Linked DNA regions of Homo sapiens: region 2 is linked to region 1. A link is a contact called in ENCODE Hi-C or POLR2A ChIA-PET data. All regions are on one chromosome and are shown on one strand. Each heading gives the region's core, a stretch centred on a gene start or an enhancer-like site at or near the end of the contact. The rest is flanking DNA. Distances are from core to core; before and after follow the strand shown.

Region 1 (5,839 bases), core at 1,793-4,292:
TTAAAATGTGTCCCTAAAGACTGAAAACATTACCTCAGGAACACAAGATACTGGAAGTCCCTGGTGTAAAAATTCGTGGGTGGCACATGCGGGGTCTGCCATGGCAGCTTTGAGGTGGTGTAATGCTTAAGAATTCGAATGGTAGGACATGCTTCTCATTTCCTTCCTGCAATTTGTTTCTCTGCCCCCAGATAATACCAGCTCTGAGAAGTGGGCTCAGGGACTACAAAATCAAATATTATTATTAATCACTGTAATTACTTTTCTTGGCCCAACTGTGGAGCTGGGAAGCAAACCAAATTCTCTTGAGTGCAGTCTTAACTAAAACATGTTGCTGGGCCACTATTACCTCATTCTTAGTCATCTTAAACTAGAAAGAATATTACTACAAATTATTTTTTCTGAAATATAATTGTGCTTGTTTATTTACATACATTCCACTCATAAAACACAAGGTTTAAGGCATTTCTCCCTAAAGACCAAGAAAAACCTCATCTCTAATTCTCAAATGTACAAAAAACTTCAACATAAACAAAATTACTTTAAAAGTTATCCCTAGAGCCAGGCATGGTGGCCTGTAATACCAGCTACTCAGGAGGCTGAGATAGGAGGATCTCTTGAGCCCAGGAGTTTGACACTATAATGTCCTATGATGATAACTGTGCATAGCTGCTGCCTGGGCAAGATAGCCAGATCCTGTCCCCGAAATTTAAAAGAAAAATCTTCAAAAAACTAAAAATAGAGCTACCATGTGATCCAGCAATCTCATTGTTGGGCATATACCCCAAAGAAAGGAAATTAGTCTATCAAAGAGATACCTGTGCTCCCATGTTTGTTGCAGCACTGTTCACAATAACCAAGATTTGGAAGCAACCTAATTGTTTATGGACATATAGAAACAACAATTAGAAAGGCTGTTTGAATTTGAAGTGTGGATAGACTCAGGTTGCTTCCAAATGTTAGCTATTATGAATGGATAAAGAAAATGTGGTACATATACACAATGGAGTACTATTCAGCCATAAAAAAAGAATGAGATCCTGTCATTTGCAACAACAGGGATGGAACTGGAGATCATTATGTGAAGTGAAATAAGCCAGACACAGAAAGACAAACATTATACATTCTCACTTATTTGTGGGGTCTTAAAGTCAAAACAATTGAACTCATGGACATAGAGAATAGAAGGCTGGTTATCAAAGGCTGGGAAGGGTAGTGGGGATGGGAGCGGGGTGGGTGGTTGATGGTTAACGGGTACAAAAAAAAATTAGAAAGAATGAATAACACCCACTACTTGATAGCACAACACGGTGACTATAGTCAATAATAATTTAATTGTACATTTTAAAACAACTAAAAGAATGTAATTGGATTGTTTGTAACTCAAAGGATAAATGCTTGAGGGGATGGATACCCCATTCTCCATGATGTGATTATTTCACATTGCATGCCCGTATCAAAACATTTCATGTACCCCATAATTATATACACCTACTACTTACCCACAAAAATTAAAAATAAAAAAATTTTTAAAAGAAAAAAGCAAACTTAGTTATGTACATTGGTATGAGAATACACTTCTGTTTACCAGTTGAAGAAGATTAAAGTTTCAGAGTTAATGATACTTAAGCGTCGCATTTGAAATCATTTATAGCAATTATACTTCTAATAAATTGATGGCACATTTTCTTTTCTAATAAATATACATCTAAGATCTTCAGCACTGTAAAACTCTATAGGGTGCCATTTGCACTGATGAAATCATAGATTTGTGTATTTATTAAGACCACTCTGCAGCAGATAGAATTAAAGTGGTTTTATCTTAAACAAACCAAAAACAGCATAATATGACATTTTTCTGAGCTTGGAAAGTAAAGTATCCTGAGTGATTTGTGCCATTTTTTAATTTATGCAGAAGCAAATATTAAATAAATTAAATACATTTCATTTAAAGCCATCAGTATGGGCTATAGAATATACCAAAACATTCTCACTGACATTTATGGTCAGATAGAATATGTGGATTATTTTGTGCTATACTCAACAACAATTAGAAAGGCTGTTTGAATTTTTTAGCCAACGAATTTCCTATCAGGCAGTAAACTTTAAGACTACAGGGACTCAACATTATTGACCATTTATTAAAATGTCACTGTGACTTAGCTTTATGGGTGGCAGAAAACCAAAGCTTTCATTTTCATGAGCTAGTTTAGGCACATGGAGTTCCTATATGGTCTGGGGCAAGTCAGTTTACCCCCATCTAGTCCAGTTTCTTCACCTAAAAAAATTACAGAATCCCTGAGATCTCTTTGATTGTATATTTCATAACATGATGAATTTTATCCACCTATACTTTCAGGAATATATCATTGCATTGCAGTCAAAGACACATCCTTAAAAATCCTTGATATTTTGTGGGTTAAATGACAGCATTTGAAATAGTTGTATTACTATTTTCTTTTTTAAATTGTGACATACAATAAATAACACATAAAGTGTATAATTTGGTAAGTTTGATTTCTGTAAATGCTCATCACCGTAATCAACATAATGAACATTTCCATCACCCGGATAAATTCCTCGTGTCCCTCAGTAGTCCTTCTTTCTTGCCTCTCCCCTCCCCAAATCCCACTCCCCAGGAAAGCACTGATATGCTTTGTTTTGCTGTAGATTATTTTGTGTTCCCTAGAATGTTATATAAACAGAAGCATATATATAAATTTTTTTTGTCTGGCTCCATTCACCCAGTATAGTTACTTTGAGATTCATCCATGCTGTTGTGAATACTGATCACTTATTCCTTTTGATTGTTGAATGGTATTCCACTTTATGAAGATCCCAGAGTTTGTTTATCTAGTCACCTGTTGATGGACATCAGGATGGTTTCCAGTTGGGCGTTGTTACAAATAAAGCTGCTATAAATGTTTGTGTATAAGTCTTTGTGGAGACATAGGTTTGAGTTCTAGGAGTATAGAAACTGGGTCATACTGTAGGTATATCTTTACCTTGAGAACCTGACAGACTCTTTTCCAAAGAAGTTGCATCCTTGTGCATTACCTCCAGCAGGGTATGAGAGTTCCAGTTGCCCTACATCCTTGCCAACATTGGTATCACAAGTTGGTGTTTGTTTTTTTTTTAGATGTTCTAACCAATGTATAATGATATGTCATTGTATTTGTCCGTTTTCACACTGCTGATAAAGACATACCCCAGACTGGGTAATTTATAAAGAAAAAGAGGTTTAATGGACTCACAGTTCCACGTGGCTGAAGAGGCCTCACAGTCATGGCGGAAAGCAAAAGGCACGTCTTACATAGTGACAGACAAGAGAGAATGAGAATCAAGCAAAACGGGATTCCCTTTATAAAACCATCAGATCGCATGAGACTTATTCACTACCACAAGAAGAGTATGGGGGAAACTGCCCCCATGATTCAGTTATTTCCCACCAGGTTGCTCCCACAACACATGGGAATTATGGGAGCTAGAATTCAAGATGAGATTTGGCGGAGGGGAGACACAGTCAAATCGTATCAGTCATTGTGGGTTCAATTTGCATTTCCTTTATGATTAATGATGTTCAGCATTTTTTCATGTGCTTATCTGCCATGCATATATATTCTTCAGAGAAATGTGTATTCAAATCTTTTGCCCATTTTGGTTTTGGCTGTTTGTCTTCTTATAAGTGAGCCTTGGAAATCTCTTTATATATTCTGAATACAAGTTCCTTAGCTGATATGTGATTTGTAAATATTTTCTCCCTGTCGGTGGCTGTCTTTTCTTTCCTTTTACAGTGTCTTTCAAAGAGCACAGTTCTTCGTCATAATGAAATCTAATTTGTCAGACTTTTTTCTTCTATGAATCATGTTTTTGGTGCTGTATGTAAAAAATCTTTGCCCAATCAAACATTACAAAGATTTTTCTTCCTATGTTTTCTTCTAGAAGTTGTATAGTTTTATATTTTATATTTAAGTCTATGATCCATTGTGAGTTCATATTTGTATGTGGTGCAAGGTGGGGATCAGGGTTCATTTTTGCATATATGGTTATCCAATTGTTCCAGTACAATTTATTGAAAAAGCTATTCTTTTCCCACAAAATTGCCTTTGCAACTTTGTCAAAAATTCACTTACATGTATGTGTGAATCCATTTATGGACACTCTATTCTAGGTCTATTTATCCTTGAAATTCTACCAGTTTCTGCTGCCTGTATTTTGGACTCTGTTATTTAGGTATATTAACATTTACAGTGGTTGTTTTCTATAATGAATTGACCCTTTTATCATTATGAAATGACCTTCTTTATCGCTGCTAATATGCTTTGCTCTGAAAACTGCTTTGTGTGATATTAATATAACCACTATAGCTTACTTATGATTAGTGTTAGCATGATGTATTATTTTCCATACTTTTAACCTAATTGTGTCTTTACAATTAAACTGCATTTCTTGCAGGCAGCAGAGAGTGGCTCTTGATTTTATTTTCTTGTGACAACTTCTGCCTTTGAATTTGGGGGTTAGGCCATTGTGATTTAATGTAATTATAGAAATGATTAAGTTATATTTCCTCTTCCGTTTTTCCATTTTCTCTGCCTTTTTGGGGTTGGGTATTTTAAAAATTCCTTCAGTTATTTAAGAAGTATTTGTCAGGCATGGTGGTAGACACTGGAAATACAACAGTGGGTAAAACAGATAAGATACCTGCCTTGTGAGAATTAAATTCTAGTTGAAGAGATAATAACGGGGCCATTAACACTACAGTAAGGTGTGCAAGGAGAAGAATGGACAAAACTCAGGTAAGAAGTTCAGTTGAGGGACTCACCTAGCAAGTTTTTTGTTTCTTATTGCCTTTTTAATTTCTGTTATTTCAATTTGGTTCTTTTTTATTACTTACGTCTTTGTTAAGATTTACGATTCTTTTCATTCCTTTCATGAAAATTAATAATACCTTGTTGAGTCATTTTTATGATGGCTGCTTTAAAATCTTGGTTCTTGATGTGCAGGTGATTTTTTATTATATCCTGGACGTTTTGGCTTTGATATTAGGAGATCCGGGCCCTATTTAGATCTGTGATGACAGCAGTCAGCCTATTTAGATTTAGCACAGCGGTTCTGACCTAATGTTGTGGGGTGTGGTTCTAGTGACAACTTCATTTTCAGAGCTGTTTTGGCTGCTTGCTTTCTCTGGTGCCACCGGGGCTCCCACTAGTCCCTGCTGGTACTGCTTGCAGTGGTGTAGTATAGTTTCCCTAAGCCAGGCTGTCTCGTGCTTCCTAGGAGGAAAAAGGAAATCTCTGACCCAAGGGGACAAATACACTTCCTGGACCAGGTCTTTATAGTTGGGGGATCCCCCTTGTCAGTGCTGCCTGGCCACCTGGTGTCTCTGGGTGGAGGATGGGAGTCTCAAGCCTGGCAAGAAATTACAGTGCTTTCTGGGCCAGGGGCTTACTGCAGTGGGTCTCCCTTCCCAGTGCCTGTTGGTGCTTGGGTTGGGGATGAGTGTCTTAGCCCCAGTGGGGAAGGAGAGTACTTAACCTAGACACTTACTCTTAGCAGGGCCTTCAATCGGTCTCCCTTGCGGGAGCTGCCGAACTTGTTTGTCGTTGCTGGTAGAGTTTGTTTGTTTCCATTGCTGCTGCACAAATTAATGGCGGAGCTTTTGTTCACTCCAAGGAAGAAATGAGCTGATCTGAGCCCCCTTTAGTGGACAGGCCCGGAATCAGAAAATGCCAGGCCTAAGTCCCTTTCTTGTGTTGGATGGGGAGAACGTAAGACACAATGCTGCTGTTTTTCTCTAGTCCAGAGACTCCCCCCAGAGTCCTCCTTCCTCTTCCCATCA
Region 2 (5,879 bases), core at 75-2,574, 620 kb after region 1:
TATCTAAGAGGGAGTAACGTGGAAACAGGGGTCAACAGCATAGTGTTCTAATCTGTGAACAATTTAGCTTGACAATTCATATGTTTACGTGTATCCAGAAATGCCTGCATTAACAAATGATAAATAAGAGAATCCCTCAATAGTAACTCTTTAAATTAACAACACAGTCTGCAGTAGGGATTTTGCTTAAAAGAAAAAAAAAAGATTTTTTTTTTCTAAGAGGCGTGAGCCTCTGTGCCCGGCCAAAATATTTTTATTAATCAAAAGTCCACCAGGCATGGTGGGTCATGCCTGTAATTCCAGCACTTTGGGAGGTAGAGGTAGGTAGATCATGAGGTCAAGAGATGGAGACCATCCTGGCCAACATGGTGAAACCTCGTCTCTACTAAAAATACAAAAATTAGCTGGGCGTGGTGGCACACACCTGCAGTCTCAGCTACTCGGGAGGCTGAGGCAAGGGGAATCGCTTGAACGTGGGAGATGGAGGTTGCGGTGAGCCAAGATCGCACCACTGCACTTCAGCCTGGTGGCAGAGAGAGACTCCGTATCAAAAAAAAAAAAAAAAAAAAAAAAAATCCAACACCATGTAGGAAATAGATAGGTCTTAACGAGATAAACCAAAATCTCTCTTTCTCTCATACACAGACACACACACAGCCTCTCTAAACTGTAATTAAAAGACAACCACCACCAAAACCCACAGCACCAATCACAATGTTAAACGTTAGTGAGCAAGCAACTGGGGGTGAAATACTTTCCATCTTCTTCCTAATCTCCACTAAACACCACTCCCTTCACTCCCAGGCATAAGTCACATCCTGAAATCTCCCCCAGTCCCTACGCTGTAATAGTCCCAGGGCATGAAAAGCTGCCAATGTGAATGCACAACCCAGAAACATAGCAGGACAGTCACGACCAGGCAGGAGCATGCCCTGCTCTCCTGCTCCTCTGAATGTCTGCATCCACTGGTGAGTCCACAAAAACAGAGCTGAGATCCTTAGTGGGAAGGCCCTTCCTTTCTAGTCTTTCAGAGCTGAGATCTTTAGTTAGGAAGGCCCTTTCTTTCTAGTCTTTTTACCTCTTCAGCTAGCTGGATATAGTAAACCAGGGCTTGGTTCCACGGGTGGGGAGCCCTTGTCTCCATACCCACACACCACCCTCAAACCCTCCTCCTGCTGTGCCACCAGCAAGTTACGAATGTTTAGATGCAGGGAAAGTAGGAGTCCCACTTAAGCTACAACTGCCTCCTCCTACCAACTTGTACCGTTGAGCTCCCTGCTACAGTTCATATCCAGTGTCGTCAGAAACAAGGGTAATTCCGTCTCTACCATCAAGTAATACCATCTCACAGAACCGAGACATTCCCTCGTTGGGCTTCCTTAACGCATCACTCATTCCATTGTTGAACTTGTAAAAAATGACTCATCACTAAAATGTCTTGCCATCTGGTAAACTCTATACTTTATTTTTTGGCAATCAGTAGTGGAAAACTTTTCATTCTAAAATAGAAACTTGAAGGATCACTTCCTTAGTCCTAAATTTTGCAAATTATATTTAAAATGAGAAGCACTAGAAAAGAAAACTTGGCTGTGGCTTTGGCCAATCAATCAGAACTGGGAAGCAGTTAAGCAATTTGCACAAAGTCATGGAAAACTTCTCCACACAATGTTAGGTCTAGAGATGATGCAGCAGGGGTCAGCACATCACCAGCCCTGGCATTTAAAGACAAGATGGTATTTCCAACTCTAAGAACTAGCCTTGTTTCCAAGGCAACCTGCCCTTTGTATAGGGGACTCACTTGGGAGTTCATAATCCCTTTACCTGCTGACTTCACAATTTGAACAAGAACCTCAGCAATGACTTAGCTTCCATCTAAAAGCATCACAAGAAAAACTGAGGGCCGTTTAACTACTTTAAAGGAAGAAAGGAATTCAGATGATTCTATTAAGACATGGGCTGGAGTGGGGAGGGTAGATAGAGAAGAAAAAAGTGATTCAGAAAAAAAGAAGAAAGTAGAACTAGGAGTTGCTGCTTAACAGTGATTTATTTTCAAATTAAGATATATCAAACCCACCACTTCTGTTCACTTCAAGTTCTGAATGAAAGTCCAGGTGAAAATGACACACAATGAAAACCTCAAATTCATTCTGACAACCACAAACCAATATTAGCAAAAGATCAAAGTTCAATAAATTTATTTTGTAAAATGTAAGGTTAATATTACAGTACAAAATGACTTTCAGTTTAATTTGCATGCAAGAAGGAAGGGTGTGATTTTTAAATACCCACCCAGGGGCAAAGATGAAAAACTTCATTTTCTGACTCCTTTTTTGCTACTCTCATTATTTCAACACCTTCTACAAAGGAGAGATAACGGTGTCCTTGACATTAGCCTAAATTATCTTCAGTATGCAATACAATACTGATTAAATTAGGCTCATTTTAATCAACTGGCAGGTTTATTCAAAAAGTAACTAAATAATAAAATTCTTTTTATCAACTCTTCATTAGTATAACCTGTTTAGCAATGTTTTTAAAAAACTGAACACAGAATAAATATTGTGTGCCCATCTTTTCACTCCCATATTTGACAGGTAAAAGAAATAACTTGCAAGTTAAATATTTCCCCCAATCCACAAATTGCTTTAATACTGAAATTTAATGCCAATCTTCTGGAAGGTAAATACTAGTGCCATCTAATGGACTTAGTCAAGCACAAAGAGTTTAAAAATTTTAAGTTTTAAAGAAAATCTATTCTAAGGAAAGCCAAACCCTCTACTTGCCTTCATTTGCTTCCCAAGACAACGTCCACACAAGTGACCCAGAATAATGGAGATGGAGACACTTTATCCTGCGGTTTGCCAGGAATTCCACTCATTCTACCACCACAAGGTTGCTAATCATGAATGAGCTCTCAAGATGAGTCAGCCTCAAACAACTCACCAGCTGCGTGGCCCTAGGTAACTTCTTCACTCCTCTGGGCTCAGTAGTGATAGGTTTTGTTTTGTTTTGTTTTGTTTTGTTTTTTCCCCATAAATTTCATTTGATTATGACAAATTGCTTAGGATGTTTCCTGTAAGTAGCAAGTTTTTAAGAAATGTTACTAATATTTGAGAAAGTTTCAAGAGACTGAGGTAATCAAGAGGGGAAGATGAAAGACAACTAAGTTAAGCCATATAGACTTTATCCTGAAAACTGCGGGGTGTCATTAACACACAGCAGTTTAACTTGCATTTATTCTGCACGAGGTTTCAAGGGGTATGGAGAAGGACTAGGAGGGTAAACACTCGTAGCTCATTAGTCTAATAATGAAGAAGTCATGAGGGCCAAGGCTAATGGAAAGGTGGTGAAAAGACAATCAGGATGTATAATTATTCAAATGCAGAATGGAGACTTATTTAAAAGGACTTGGTATGTGGTGGATGGGTGCCATTATGAAGGAAAATGACAGATTTTAGGTGTCTAGGTTTGTCATTTGGGTGGTTGGGCAGAGGACAGGCACAAGGACAAACAAAAACAAAAGATGATGCATTCAGTTACAGGGAAAACTATCACATGCTCTCAGCCAGTTCCTGGGACACAACTGGAGATGGGAGTCCATGGTACAAAAAAGAGTTCGAGGCTAACTACTTGTAATTGGGTGCCGTCCACACTTAGGTACAATTGAAGCCACAGGTTTCATCCAATCTGAATGCGGATCACCCATGGAAATCAGAACTCAAACCTGGGTAACTGCTGAGATTGCAGGTTCCTCTTCCCTTCCTCCAAACCACTTTCAAAGGATTTTGAGAACTGACTAAAGAATATAAATAAAATCAAGGAAACAGGGTTTCACAAAACTAGGGAAAGAAAAGTAGCATGGAATAGCTGGATCAGCAGTACTCAACACCACAAGGAGGCCCATGAGCTCTTTCTCTAACAAGGACACATGTGCATTATCACCCCAGTGCTATTAAACAGGTGACCCTAGAACAATGCAGGGATGCAAACCCCCCACACAGTCGAAATCTGAGTATAACTTTTGACTCACCAAAAACTTAACTACCAAAGCCTACTGTTGACTGGAAGCCTAGCCACTATCATGAAACAGTTAACACCTATTTTGTGTGTTATATGTATTCCACACTGAATTCTTATAATAAAGTAAACCTAGAGAAATGAAAATATTATTAAGAAAATCATAAGGCAAAGAATATATTTTTTACTTTACTTTTTTTTTTGAGATGGAGTCTTGTTCTGTCACCCAGGCTGGAGTGCAGTGGTGCAATCTTGGCTCACTGCAACCTCCACCTCCCAGGTTCAAGCCAATTCCCCTGCCTCAGCCTCCTGTGAAGCTGGGATTACAGGTGTGCACCACCAAGCCCGGCTAATTTTTGTATTTTTAGTAGAGACGGAGTTTCACAGTGTTGACCAGGCTGGTCTCAAACTCCTGACCTCAAGTGATCCTCCTGCCTCAGCCTCCCAAAGTGCTGGGATTATAGGCCTAAGCCACCATGCCTGGCAGAAAATATATTTAATAATCATTAAGTGGAAGTGGACCATCATAAAGGTCTTCATCGTCATCATCTTCATGAGGAAGAAGAGGAGGGGTTGGTCTTGCTGTCTCAGGGGTGGCAGAGGCAGAAGAAGTGGAGAAGGTGGAAAGGGAGGCAGGAGAGACAGGCACCACTGTGTCACTTTACAGAAATACATCACAATGTCTGACTTTTTCTGTTTTTTTTCTCTAAAAATATTTCCATACAATACCAACCCTTCTTCCACTGTTCGATTTAATTACAGTACACATATCACAGAAGGGTCCATATTATAAAAGAAGTCAAAAATAGTCTTGAATAATCAGAACCCTTCTGTCAGATGGTGTAATTTTGGTTTTCTGGCACTGCTTCGTCTCTGTCTTCTTCCTCATGATCAGGCACTGGTTCGGAAATACTCATCTCCATCAAGTTATTTTCTATTAATTCCTAAGCTGTGGTATCTATGAGCTCCTGAATTTCTCTGAGACTGATATCTTGAAGTCCTTCATCCCCCACTTTTTTGGCCATATCCACAATCTCTTTAATGATTTCCTTAACTGGCTTTGTTGTCAATTTTGTGAAGTCATTCACAATATCTGGACCCAGTTGTCTCCAGCAAGAATTTGTTATTTGGGATTTACTGGCTTTCACGATATTTCTATCACAAGGAAGGCACCTTCATTGGTAATTCTTCCAGACTTTCATAATAATGTTCTATCAGTGGTCCCTTCCATAGTAACGACCATCCTTTCCAAAGGGTACTGTGTGTAATGAGCCTTACAGGTCTAAATTAGAGCCATTGTGTTTGAGGCAACTAGACTACTTCAACGCCTTGAACTCCTGGGGCTCTGGGTAGCCAGGGGCGTTGGTCAATATCAAAAGAACTTTAAAAGGCGACAGTCCCTTACTGGCAAGGTACTTCCTGTCTTCAGGGACAAAGTATCAATAGAACAATCTGGAAAAGTGTTCCCAGTGTCCAGGCCTTTATGTTGTGCAATCAAAAGATTGGCAGCTGGTGTTTATCTTTTCCTTTCAAGGCTCAGGGGTTAGCAGCTTTGTAGATGAGGGCAGTCCTGACTGCCTCTGCTCAATACAATTGAGTTAGCCTATCTCTTCTGGACTTAAATCCTAGTGCTTGATCCTTTTCCTTACTAATAAATATCTTTTGCTGGCATTTTTTCCAGCACTTTCGTCTGCATTAAAACCGTGTTTAGGCAGACACTCTTTCTCCTCAATGATTGTGCATCTGGAAACTCGTCTGCTGCCTCTTGGTTGGCAGAAGTTATTAATACTTCTGTTAGCTGAACATTTTTTTAAGCCAAGCCTCTTTAAAAAATTATCAAACCATCCTTTGCTGGCATTAAA

What was found. Hi-C counts contacts between places; a loop is a spot of excess contacts on that map. ChIA-PET counts read pairs that join two places held with the same protein, here RNA polymerase II (POLR2A).
Region 2: a loop to region 1 is called in a map of PC-3, with 2.6 times the contacts of the local background. The contact joins the enhancer-like site here to the promoter of LINC02629 in region 1. A Hi-C loop is called at or near these places in 1 of 168 maps with a recorded cell type or tissue (PC-3). POLR2A ChIA-PET finds 5 or more read pairs at or near these places in 1 of 52 experiments (A673).

The regions. Positions count from the first base shown.
Region 1 is chr10:33,901,089-33,906,927 of GRCh38, forward strand. It overlaps LINC02629 (long intergenic non-protein coding RNA 2629), which reads left to right and starts at 3,043. Exons shown (of 6, transcript NR_170279.1): 1 at 3,043-3,302.
Region 2 is chr10:34,525,532-34,531,410 of GRCh38, forward strand. The region is part of intron 2 of PARD3 (par-3 family cell polarity regulator); the gene reads right to left. Among named protein-coding and RNA genes, the nearest start is that of PARD3, 290 kb to the right of the region's middle. RefSeq lists enhancers at 469-1,224, 2,615-3,190. Within about 2 kb of position 1,325, at least 9 of the 41 ENCODE cell types and tissues checked have a DNase peak (open chromatin) inside an H3K27ac peak, as active enhancers do; they include A673 and PC-3, where a contact is called at or near this core.